2 separate regions of the Homo sapiens genome follow, and region 2 is linked to region 1. A link is a contact called in ENCODE Hi-C or POLR2A ChIA-PET data. All regions are on one chromosome and are shown on one strand. Each heading gives the region's core, a stretch centred on a gene start or an enhancer-like site at or near the end of the contact. The rest is flanking DNA. Distances are from core to core; before and after follow the strand shown.

Region 1 (5,220 bases), core at 158-2,657:
GCTGCCTATTGTCAGTAAATGATCTTAGATCTCCTGCCTCCCCAAAGATATAGTCTATGTGGTGGTCTGGGTTCTAGGTTTTCTTTACCACCCTTGCTTCACTTAAGAAACAGAAAACTGGCTAGGCACAGTAGTGGCTCACACCTATAATCCCAGCCCTTTGGGAGGCCAAGGCAGGAGGATCGCTTGAGGCCAGGAATTCAAGACCAGCCTGCACAACATAGCAAGACTCCATCTCTACAAAAAGTTAAATTTAAATTAGTGGTGGCATACACTTATAGTCCCAGCTACTCAGGAGGATGAGGCAGGAGAATTGTTTGAGCCCATGACTTTGAGGTTACTGTGAGCTATGATCCTGCTATTTTACTCCACCTGAGTGACAGAGCGAGACGCTGTCTCAAAAATAAAGAAACAAGTAGTCCACACAGGTGTTTGCCAGCAAACAAACAGCGCGGATTCTCTGTTGAACGTGGCCAACATTGCCTCGTCGAAGTTTGTATCTTGCCATAGTTGATGATCAGGTGGTCGGGGCTTCCTGGTCAGACCTGACCTTTGTGGGGAGATGTTCTCCCACCAAGGCTCAGAAGCAGGACACTCTTGCTGCCCCTCGGGCAGCCACCCAGAACATGGGCGTCTCCATTTCTGAGGTTCAGCATAGTTCCCCCCACCCTCTTCCCATGCAGTGCATGCCTGCTCTTTATCAGGATGGAACAGAGGGAAGGCAGAGGCACTGGGGGCAGCCTGTGTTGTTGATCTCTGTAAGTCACAGACTGTTCGAAAACCTCAGGAATTATGTAAGCGTTCAGTGCCTCATTTAAGAGATGAAAAACTGAAGATTAGAAAGAGGAAACGACTAGTCGCCCTGCTAGTTGATGACCTCCAGATAGCCATCTTCATTCCCAGTTAAGTTTACTACAAAACCACAGCCTCAGCTGCTGAAGCTAACCTCCCTACCCACCATCGCTAGGGACTCAGAACACCATGGAGCTCATCTCTCCAACAAAAGTCAGAATTAGCAAGTACAGATGTGTCTTACGAAAATGTCAGAATCCATCATGGCTGCTTTGGTGAGGAGCTGTTCTCCTTCCGTGGTCATGCCATTGGAAGGCAGTTGTATGACAAGAATGCTTTCACATGAGCTCCGATTTTCTTAACTCTCCAGAAGGACTTCAGAAGCCTCTGGAGTTTTGAGACACGGCCTCTCTCTCCCTTCTGCTTGGAGACACCTTCCTGGGGGTCTCCACTGCATTCCCCGCCGGTATTCCTCTGTGGAGCCTTGCGCCCTCAGGTCCCAGAAATGGGCTGTGTGGGAGCTTCCAGTCAGCCTGGTATCTCGGGACCTTCTCAGCCAGGAAATGAGACTGCACAAAGCCCTGTGAGGCCCAGCTGTGTTATTTCTCCTTCCCCGACATTGCATAATCACTGCTGACACAGCATTTGGGGAAGATTTAACGTCTTGGGCCAGCAGCTGCCATCTGGAACCATCACCACATAGCAGGTTGTTCTGTCCCATCCAACTGATGAGGGGGCTGCCCTAATGACAAGGTCCAGGACCTGGGTTGGGTGGTGGAAGGCTGGGAGCTGGAGTGGGCATTATTGTGCTTCTGTGCTGAAAATTGCTATGGCTCTTTTCCCCTAACAGCCAGCGTGGGAGAACCAAACATGAGACACAAGCATCCCCTTGAGCTCCACAGATCTTGCGCCTTGCTCTCATCAGGCATTTCCTTGGAAAACAGCAGTCAGCAGCTCATGGAAGTGAGCCCGGTGCACAGACTTTGCATGGACTTTGCACAGGTTCCATTTCCATCGTGTGCAGACACCTGTATCTTTGGGCTCCACGTGAGCACCTGCCCTCTTCACTCTGATTTTTTTTTTAAGAGACAGCATCTTACTCTGTCACCGAGGCTGGAGTACAGTGGTGTGATCACAGCTCACTGCAGCCTGAAACTCCTGGGCTCAGGCAATCCTCCTGCCTCAGCCTCCCAAGTAGCTGGTAGTACAGGTGCATGCCACCACGCCCACCTAATTTTTTTATCTTTTATAGATACAGGTCTCACTGTTGCTCAGGCTGGTCTCGAACTCCTGGCCTCAAGTGATCCTCCTGCCTTGGCCTACCAAAATGCTGGGATTATAGGCATGAACCACTGTGCCTGGCCTTCACTCTGATTTTTCTTAAGAGTCCTACAGGACCTTCAGGTCTTGTCACTTCTCTACCATTGTGTGTGAGACAGGGCATGGGGTGAGCTTGGTCAGGTGTGGGTCAAAAGCCTGGAGACTCAGAGCTGCTGGTTCCCCAAGAGCCCACAAAAGTTATCAGAGTTTCTGAGCTGAGTGTTCTGCAGTTGCCAGACCCCACAATGCTGGGAATACTGGCTTCTTTGTGTTTAGAACTTGTTCTGAGAACCTTGATGAGAACACATCAAGCAAGCAGTTCCTCCCAGCCAGGGCTGGAGCAACATGCCAAAAAACATTCTTGTCTATGGGAAAAAGACAACCAGTATTTTGTACTGTTTGACCAAGTTGTTTTTAAATATACACATGCCTCAACAATCCACGGCCTCAATCGCACTGCTAATTTGTTTAAATCCCTGACACTCAGATGTCAAGAATAGCTTCATCTAGCAGTGTTCTCTTTAAAGGAACCCTTTTTTTTGTTTTCATTTTAATCACTGCCTTCTTCTCTGGGAGGTATTGTGGGCTAGAGAAAGAAGTCAGGTTTGGGAGTCAGCCAGATTTAGATTGGAGTCCCAGCTCTGTCACCAGATCTCTGGGTGATCTTGGCAAACTAACTTCTGAGCTTCTGTGCATTATAGGCATTCAGCACATATTTGTTGGATGAAAAATACTTTTCTTGAAAGTTTATGAAGTTGTAGGATGCCCAGCAGCCCCCTTTTCTCTATTTCCTTCCTCTTGAAGCAAGCGTTGACTATACCTCTTTCCCTAACCCTTAGTGTACCATAGCTTCTTCCAACCTCTCTCCAATCCATTACTTTTTTCTGAGCTACCCTGTCTCAAATCTAACTCAGGCCTTTTTGCAAGAGGAAGTTTAAGCCATTGTTTACTCATTAACTCACTTGACCCTTAGAACAATCGTGGGAGGTGTTTATTTCGGAAAGGAAGCTAAAGCACAGGACAGAAAAATAAGGTCATAGCGTGAACTAGTAAGTAGCAGAACTGGGAACATAGGACTGTTATTTTCAAACACTCTAAACTTCACTGCAGTTGCAAATTTGCAACCAAAATGGCCGCCTTGAAAGGGTCTTTTGCAGTAAAATCTCAGTGTCCAACATCAAAGACAGTTCTTCAGGGCCTCCAATTAACTATACATCCTGCCCCCAGCTGCTCATCTCTGCACCTCTAACACGTACTTCACAGAGTAGGAAATTGGGCTTTCTCCTTCAAAAAGAAAAGTAGAGAAGGCCTGAGGGCAGTGTAATTAAAATGGAGAAGTAGAGACCACGAATTACTTGGATGAATTCATAACTGGTTGGTCTCTGAGGCAGGGATTATTATTTTTCCTGTATTTTAAGCTTAAAAGTAGTGATTTTTGCATTGTTACAAAAAACAAAATAGCAAAATATCATTTGATACTTGTATTCTGTTTGCAATAGCTACCACTTCCTTTAGCCCCAGCAAAAATCAATAGGTGTGTATTCTCTACAAGCCCATGCTGTGCCAGAATGCCAGTATTGCTAAATGTCATGCAAGGATTTAGACACTTTTTTAAAGGAAACTCTGGGAGTGCCTGTTGTCTGGAGAGTTGACATTGTCCAAAGCAGGCCAACACTGGTATGGGTATGGAGAACCCACGTCCTAGCTGTGGCTCACCTGCAGATGCCTTGAATTTACCTCTCTGGGTTGGAAGTGGGAAGACTTCTTTTAAAAGTCCTTTCTAAGTTTAAAAATCCAAAGGTTACGAAGGTAGTTTTTATTTATCTCAATAAGTGGCCTATTTGCTTAAAGCAAGTGTACCTCTGTATATCAGCCCAAAGCTTAGGGCAGTGCTTCTTGGCTTTAGTATCTGAGAAAGGTGCCTTTGGGAAGAGTTTGGTCAGACAGAAGGTAGTCTGAATCTTAAAGGTTTCAGATGAATGTTTGAAGTAGAACCTGGGAAATCTGCTTCCTAGGGCTGTTAGAAGGAAATTGGTCTCCTTAAATTACGTCAGCATCTGAGGCAGTTTCCTAAGGGAATTTCTTTTAAATTCAAAAGTTCAACTGCAGGAATAAATAGCTGTACAGGACTAGATCTTCCCATCCCTCATCTTTTCCCCTTCCCCGAGTAACGACTCAAAAAGGCTTCTGAAATTCTACTCAGAATCGGAGCCGTTTGCATTCCAACAAGGATCCCTTAAGCCAAATGCTGGTGTGTTTGTGTAGAATGTCCCTGGGGTAGGGGCGGTAGCTGTGGGGAGGGAATGTGGTGCAGGGGACACCTGCCCTCTGCCCTTGAAATTGCACCATAAGATGCTGCCTATGTCACTCACAGTGGTGCTGATACTATCCGCCAAAGACAAATTGTGAACACGGAAAAATGGTCGTTCCCTACTGTACATCCTCAGGACAGACTTAACTAAACTTGGAGACAGGAGATTGTTCAGACCATATTGTAGTGGGTGGTGATCATTGTTTTATTTTGGGGGAGTCTGGTCTATTGAGCAGATTGAATGTTTCCTTATTGTGCAGGGCTTAATTGACTATGTCTGAAAGTTTTTACTGAGAGCTCTAAGAAAACTATTGAGGAAAATGAAATGTTATTTTGTAGTACAAGGATTATTTTTGTCTATTTAGGATATACATAGCTGTAGCTTTGTAAAAAAAAAGATCTTTATAAACAATATATGAATGTGCCGTCTTATTTATTGATTACTGTAAATTAAGATATAAATGGCTATTTGAATAATTTATACCTGTGGGAATTAACTGGAGTATTTGTTATTTGACTGTTTTCTATTAAGGAATATTAGGCTTGGTGCTATGATGAATGATCTTGTAAAATCATGTGTATTCTTAAGAAAATTTTTGAATATAAATTTCTTGAACTGACGATTTCGTTGATGATACTTATTTTCATGTGTGTTTGTGGTTTTGACAACCAGAAATTACACTATCTTTCCAACAAATAGTCCCAACAAATAATACTTTTGCCAGGGCCGAAGCGAAGCCAATTGGCTTTAGAGTGGTAGAGATTGTAGAGAATATGCCCTTTTTTAAACTGCATTA
Region 2 (5,381 bases), core at 117-2,616, 220 kb before region 1:
TTAGGGGAGGCAAAATGGATTAGGAAATGCTAAGTTCTCTGTTGAAGGAGGATACCTGGATTCTTCAGGCTGTCAGAGTTGGAGGGCTTCCATAGACTGTCTTGTTCCAACTTTGTACCCATTTTACAGGTTAGGACTCTGAGACCTCAGCAGTTCTTGTTTGGCCAGTGAGCTCAGGGAGTTAGTTCCAGGAGTGGGGGTCGGTCTCTGCACCCACTGGATGACAGCTTGATACTGCTCAGCACTAGACAGGGTTGAGTTGGAACTCTGCTGCTGATGGGCTGTGTGACATTGGTCCAGTTCCTTACCACCTCCCCCCACCTATTGGTAAGGAGGGAAGTCAGCCCTGGAGCGTTCAGTGCTCCCTGAAATATTAGGTATCCTAGGATTGTGCGCGTGGGCTCGCATCTGGAAGAGAAATCCCTAGATTCAGCCACGAGTAACAGAATCCCTCCTCCCCCGACCAACTTTGGCTTAAACCAGTCAGAGACTTTACTTTTCTCTCCTCCTGAGAAGTCTAGATATAGGCGGTTGCTGGCATCGTCTCCTCAGGTTATGGATGTCAGAGCCAAGGCTTTGCAACTGTCCTTCCTTTATATCACAGTCACTTCATGGCCCAGGATGCTTGCTGTACCTCCAATTTTTCATCTGGGTTCCAGGTAGGAAGAAGGGGAGTGAACTAGACGAATCTGCCCTCCTCATTAGCAGCTTTCCCAGAAGCTCCACCAGCCACTTCCGTTCTCATCTCATTGGCCAGGACTGTGTCACATGTTTTCCCCCACATCTGCAAGGAGTCTGGGAACATGTGCCCCAAAAAGATGGGGGCTCTTCTAGTAAGAATGAAGGGTAGGGTGGCTTGGAGTGGCACTTCGCTGTCTCTGCTACAATTGGAGGAGAAAACCAGAGTTTGTCCTGACCCTCCATGCCTTGGCTGTATGCTCCTTGTGTGGAACTCGAAGGCATCATCCTTGCAGTGTGAGAGTGACCTGCCACCACGGCCTGCCACCTCCTCTCAGGGGACCCTGAGTCCTTCAGGTCTACCCAAAGGCATTGTAGACATTCTTCCTGCAAGGCTTGGGAACCGACAAATAGATCTGCCCAGCTTGCCAGAGTTTTTGTGCAGGAACAGCCCCTCCCGTCTTTGTCCTGGCGGTGAGCACCCAGGGCTAAGCTTTTGAACACTTTCTTTGTGTTTGGATTCAGCCCAGGCAATGCATATTTGCTTTCATTTCTTCTTGAGCTTGAGGAGCTCCTGGGTGCAAATCTTGGAAAATGAGGATCTCTGAGCCTTTCCAGGCCAGCTCTTTGTTTTGTAGCAGACAATTGAGGCTTTGAAAAGGAAAGTGGGTGGGGGCACCCCACAGGTGGCCCTCATCACCCAATTGCCAGTGCCTGCAGGCTGCTTCAGCAGAGGCCCAGAGTCAAAGAGGACTTAAAACCAGCTGTCGTTTCTCCCTTAGCTTCTGTGTATGAGAGAAACGACTTCTGTTTTTCAAAGTAAGAACAAGGAGGAATTTGTTTCTAAAAGAACATTAAAACACAGGCTCGTGGTCTAAAAGCAAATGGTTCAGCAGGATGTTCAGGGCCTTAAAGCACAGTCAGCAGGACTCAGCATCTCCCAGCACCTGCTCTCCGGTTGTCATGGTAACATCATCCCCAACCCAACCACCTTGTCCAGCCGAGAGACAGCAATCATAAGGAGGGACCTCGGTTTCCCCCGAGGATCCTGGGCTTCCTTTCTGAAACGCTTGCTTCTGAGCTCAGCAACCAGGAACACCAGGCCAGCCCATCCCCAGCACCTCTGTGGAGATGAGGGACAAAGTCCTACAGTCCCTCTTCCTGTTCTGATGAGAAAGGGAGGGAAGAAAACATACCCCGAGCGCCTGCAATATGGTCATGACACTTTCAAAAAGCCTGTGCTATGGAGTCATGATCAGAAACCAGAGTGTGGAGAGGGTCAGCAGCCTGCCTCAGAGCAGCCAGCTAGGCGGGGAGTGGTAAATTTGGGACTTGTACCCAGGCATGACTGGCTCCGAGCCCAGTGCTCCACTCTATGGAATGTTCCCTGGGCCTCAGTTGCTTTCCTTTCCTTTGCAGGCCGCGGGCTGCTGCCACTCTGGCAGCTGGTGAGTTAGCTGGAGGGCAACATTCCAAAGCAGGGGCAGCATGCTGCTTTCCTCCTGTGCCCACTCCTGCGGGGAAGTCCGTTGACTCCCACCGCTGAAGGGAGCTGGCAACACCAGGATGAGGTCCCAGGGGACGGGAGCAGGTACCCACTGTCTGTCTACCTTCCCACTGGAAAAGCACGGACAGGCCAGCCCTTGCGGGGGCAGGCAGAGGACAGAGTTGGCTTTGCGCGGTCTCTGCCTGCTGAGCAGTTCCAATTCCTCTCATGGGAGAAACAAGGAGGCAGTCGCTTGTGCATGTTCCAGAAGTTTTACTGGGGAGGAGGAAGCGGACAGAGGAAGCTGTGTGTGCATGTGAAGGGGTGGGCAGGGTGGGAGGGATGCACGCGTATGTGAGCATAGCATGTGTGAGTACTACACACATCTCCATGCAGAAGCACAACTGGGCAGCCCTGGCTTCCAGCTCTGGGCTTCAGCACAACAGACACCAGCCTGTGGTCTCTCAGAAGCCAGGGAGACCACATCGGGCTCAGGACGTTTTACCCAAAGTCCAGAGTTTTTATGCCTCTCCCTGGCATTCTCCATAAAGAAGGGAAGGTCAGATGACCCCTTAGATCTGTGTCATCTGGGAATTTCCTTGGGCTGGTTTAGACACGATGCCCTCTTTTTCTCAGGATAGCAGATAACCTGCTTTGAAAGAGGGCTTAATTCTGTGGGTCCTAAATTTTCTCCTTTCTCTCTCTCTTTCTGTGTGTGTGTGTTGGGAAAATGGCAAGTTTCCAATACCAGCTTTGGAGGAACGATTACGTTTTCCCTCCAATTTCAAGTCCGAAAGACCAGAGCCCTCATTCCAAAGCCCCCCACCCAGATGGATTTTTTCGTTTCATTTGTCATCCGTCCCATGGGAGGGCCCCATGTCTCCTCAGAACCCATCCTGGAGGCAGCAGGTCGGGTAGAGTGAGTTTGGCCTGCTCATGACCTCCACCCCTGAGATTGTGAACAAGGATGTCTGGGGCGATGCTGAGAATGTTTTTGAAGCTGCTCCCAGATGACGCTGATGATCACACCAGATTGAGTGCTGCGATCGCCTTGAGTCCAACCTCTGCATAAACGAGGTTCTCATAAACAAGTTCACTCTACCCTAAGCTAAGTCTATGTGAGCAAACCCACTTCATCCTTTGTACCTGGAGACCTGGTTACACTAACCTGATACTGACCTGTTCATGTAGCTGGAATGGTGTGTTTCATGCAGTGTGGACCAAGCAATGGCATGGGGTGTGTGTGTGTGTGTGTGTGTGTCTGTGTGTGTGTGTTTGTGTATGCGTTCACACTTGTGTGTGTATATGTGCATGTAGATGCTGCATAAATGATTTTTGATGTCAAAGACAAACACATTCCATTGTTTTAAATATTCTATTATGTAAACAATACGCAGAGGGACCATATCTACTCTTGTCATATTATTTGTGATGGTAAAACATGCATTTGCAATAAATTAAGCTTTCTGGGAAGGCAAGCAGTATTGGAGCCAAACGACTGTCTCGGAACATGTGTGTGTTATCTCGGTTCATATCAAGTCCAAAGCTAATGGAGCCTTCCCCGCCATCCAGGGAGGAACACCAGGACCCCGGAGTTTCTTCTTAGTGCTATATTTTAAAGTTGCATTGACGTTTTCCTCCCCTTCCTTTTGTGCAAGTTGGAAGTAGCAGTGTTCTAAAAGATGGTTTGACGTTTTTGCTGTTGTTTTATGTTTTTAAAAATGTATCTGCTTTGTGTTTGGAAATAAAAATCTCTATTTTGGTCTATGAAATACTGTGTGGTTTGGAAATTCGTTTTCTGAAGTAAAGGAGTTTGTCCAAGAGGTTATGAGAAGAAAGATGACATGTGGCTAAGGCTGACATTGTAAAATTCTGACTTCCAGTTCAACCTCTTTCATGCAGAGGTTGAACTCAGGGCGACAGCAACACTCAATCTCATGTGGATATCAGCCTCATCTGGGAGCATCTTCAAACACATTCTCAGCATCTCTCCAGACCTCCTCGTTCACAGTCTCAGGGGTGGGGGTCATGGGCAGGCCAAGTGGATACTGAGAATTCCAAAATGCACTCTGGGTGCATTTGGTAGAGAAACAGCACCCCCAGTAGATCCAGGCACTAGCCCAGATAGAGGTAAAAGGACGCCTTTCCAACCATTTCACTCCCAACCCCAGGGATCAAAGCCCCACCAGGACAGTTTATTTCACAAAGAATTCTTGGGTTTGGCTATCTGGTTTCGTAACTCACAGTGCACTGGAAGCTGCAGAGGAGAAGGGGAGGACACTGCGAGATGCAGGAGAAGCCAGAGACACCATCCTGACTTTTGAGGGCAGGTCTAAGAAACCGGCAAGTAAACCCAGGAGCTGCCACAGGCTAACAAAAGCTCCTAACAAGGACCTTGGTTTGCCAAGAAAAGGAAAATGTATGTCAGAATCTTCTGCTTACCAAGGAACAGAAGTGTACCCTTCAATTCAGAACACTGTCATTAGAAGGATTTAAAATAAAATGGTTTTGCCTCTAGTATAATTTGTTCTCCCAAGTGAGAACTTTTAAAAAATTTGCTATTATTTTAATAATGTGTGTAATACGTTTCCTAAGTTTTTTCCATCTCTGTGATCTTAAACCCTTCTCACCCTTTGGGAGGTGAGGCGGGATAGGGGGTGGGGGGACTTGAGTGAGAAGCATTATATCTGTAGCCCCTCACTCCTTACATGACTGGTAAAGGAAGAGACAAAGTTTTAGTCTCCATATGAATCCAAGTGGAGTCCAGAGCCGTGCATGAGACTTTGAACTGTTGGTGCAAAAGTTGTTACAGGCTGGAAGCGGTGGCTCATGCTTGTAATCCCAGCACTTTGGGAGGTTGAGGTGGGCAAATCATTTGAGGTCAAGAGTTCAAGACTAGCCTGACCAATATGGTGAAACCCTGCCTCTACTAAAAATGCAAAAAAAAAAAAAAATAGTCAGGTGTGGCAGTGCACACCTGTCGTCCCAGCTACTTGAGAAGCTGAGGCAGGAGAATCGCTTGAACCTGGGAGGTGGAGGTTGCAGTGAGCCAAGATCACGCCACTGCACTCCAGCCTGGGCGACAGAGTGAGACTCCATTTCAAAAATAATAATAATAATTATGGTTTTTGCCATCAAAAGTAATAGATTTGGATCTGGTTCAGTGGTGCATGCCCTAGAGTTAAATGTCATTCAAATGAGTCTCTGAGTTTTTGAC

Evidence for each region. Hi-C counts contacts between places; a loop is a spot of excess contacts on that map. ChIA-PET counts read pairs that join two places held with the same protein, here RNA polymerase II (POLR2A). Pooled maps may share reads with other maps.
Region 2: a map of heart left ventricle shows a loop between it and region 1 (2.0-fold over the local background). The contact joins two enhancer-like sites. A Hi-C loop is called at or near these places in 3 of 168 maps with a recorded cell type or tissue (Right ventricle myocardium inferior, dorsolateral prefrontal cortex and heart left ventricle) and 5 of 50 pooled maps. POLR2A ChIA-PET finds 5 or more read pairs at or near these places in 1 of 52 experiments (common myeloid progenitor, CD34-positive).

Annotation. Positions count from the first base shown.
Region 1 is chr14:95,181,763-95,186,982 of GRCh38, reverse strand. It overlaps CLMN (calmin), which reads left to right. Exons shown (of 13, transcript NM_024734.4): 13 at 1-5,043. Among named protein-coding and RNA genes, the nearest start is that of DICER1-AS1, 27 kb to the right of the region's middle. Within about 2 kb of position 1,407, at least 20 of the 41 ENCODE cell types and tissues checked have a DNase peak (open chromatin) inside an H3K27ac peak, as active enhancers do.
Region 2 is chr14:95,405,821-95,411,201 of GRCh38, reverse strand. It overlaps SYNE3 (spectrin repeat containing nuclear envelope family member 3), which reads left to right. Exons shown (of 18, transcript NM_152592.6): 18 at 1-3,936. Among named protein-coding and RNA genes, the nearest start is that of LINC02292, 79 kb to the right of the region's middle. Within about 2 kb of position 1,366, at least 5 of the 41 ENCODE cell types and tissues checked have a DNase peak (open chromatin) inside an H3K27ac peak, as active enhancers do.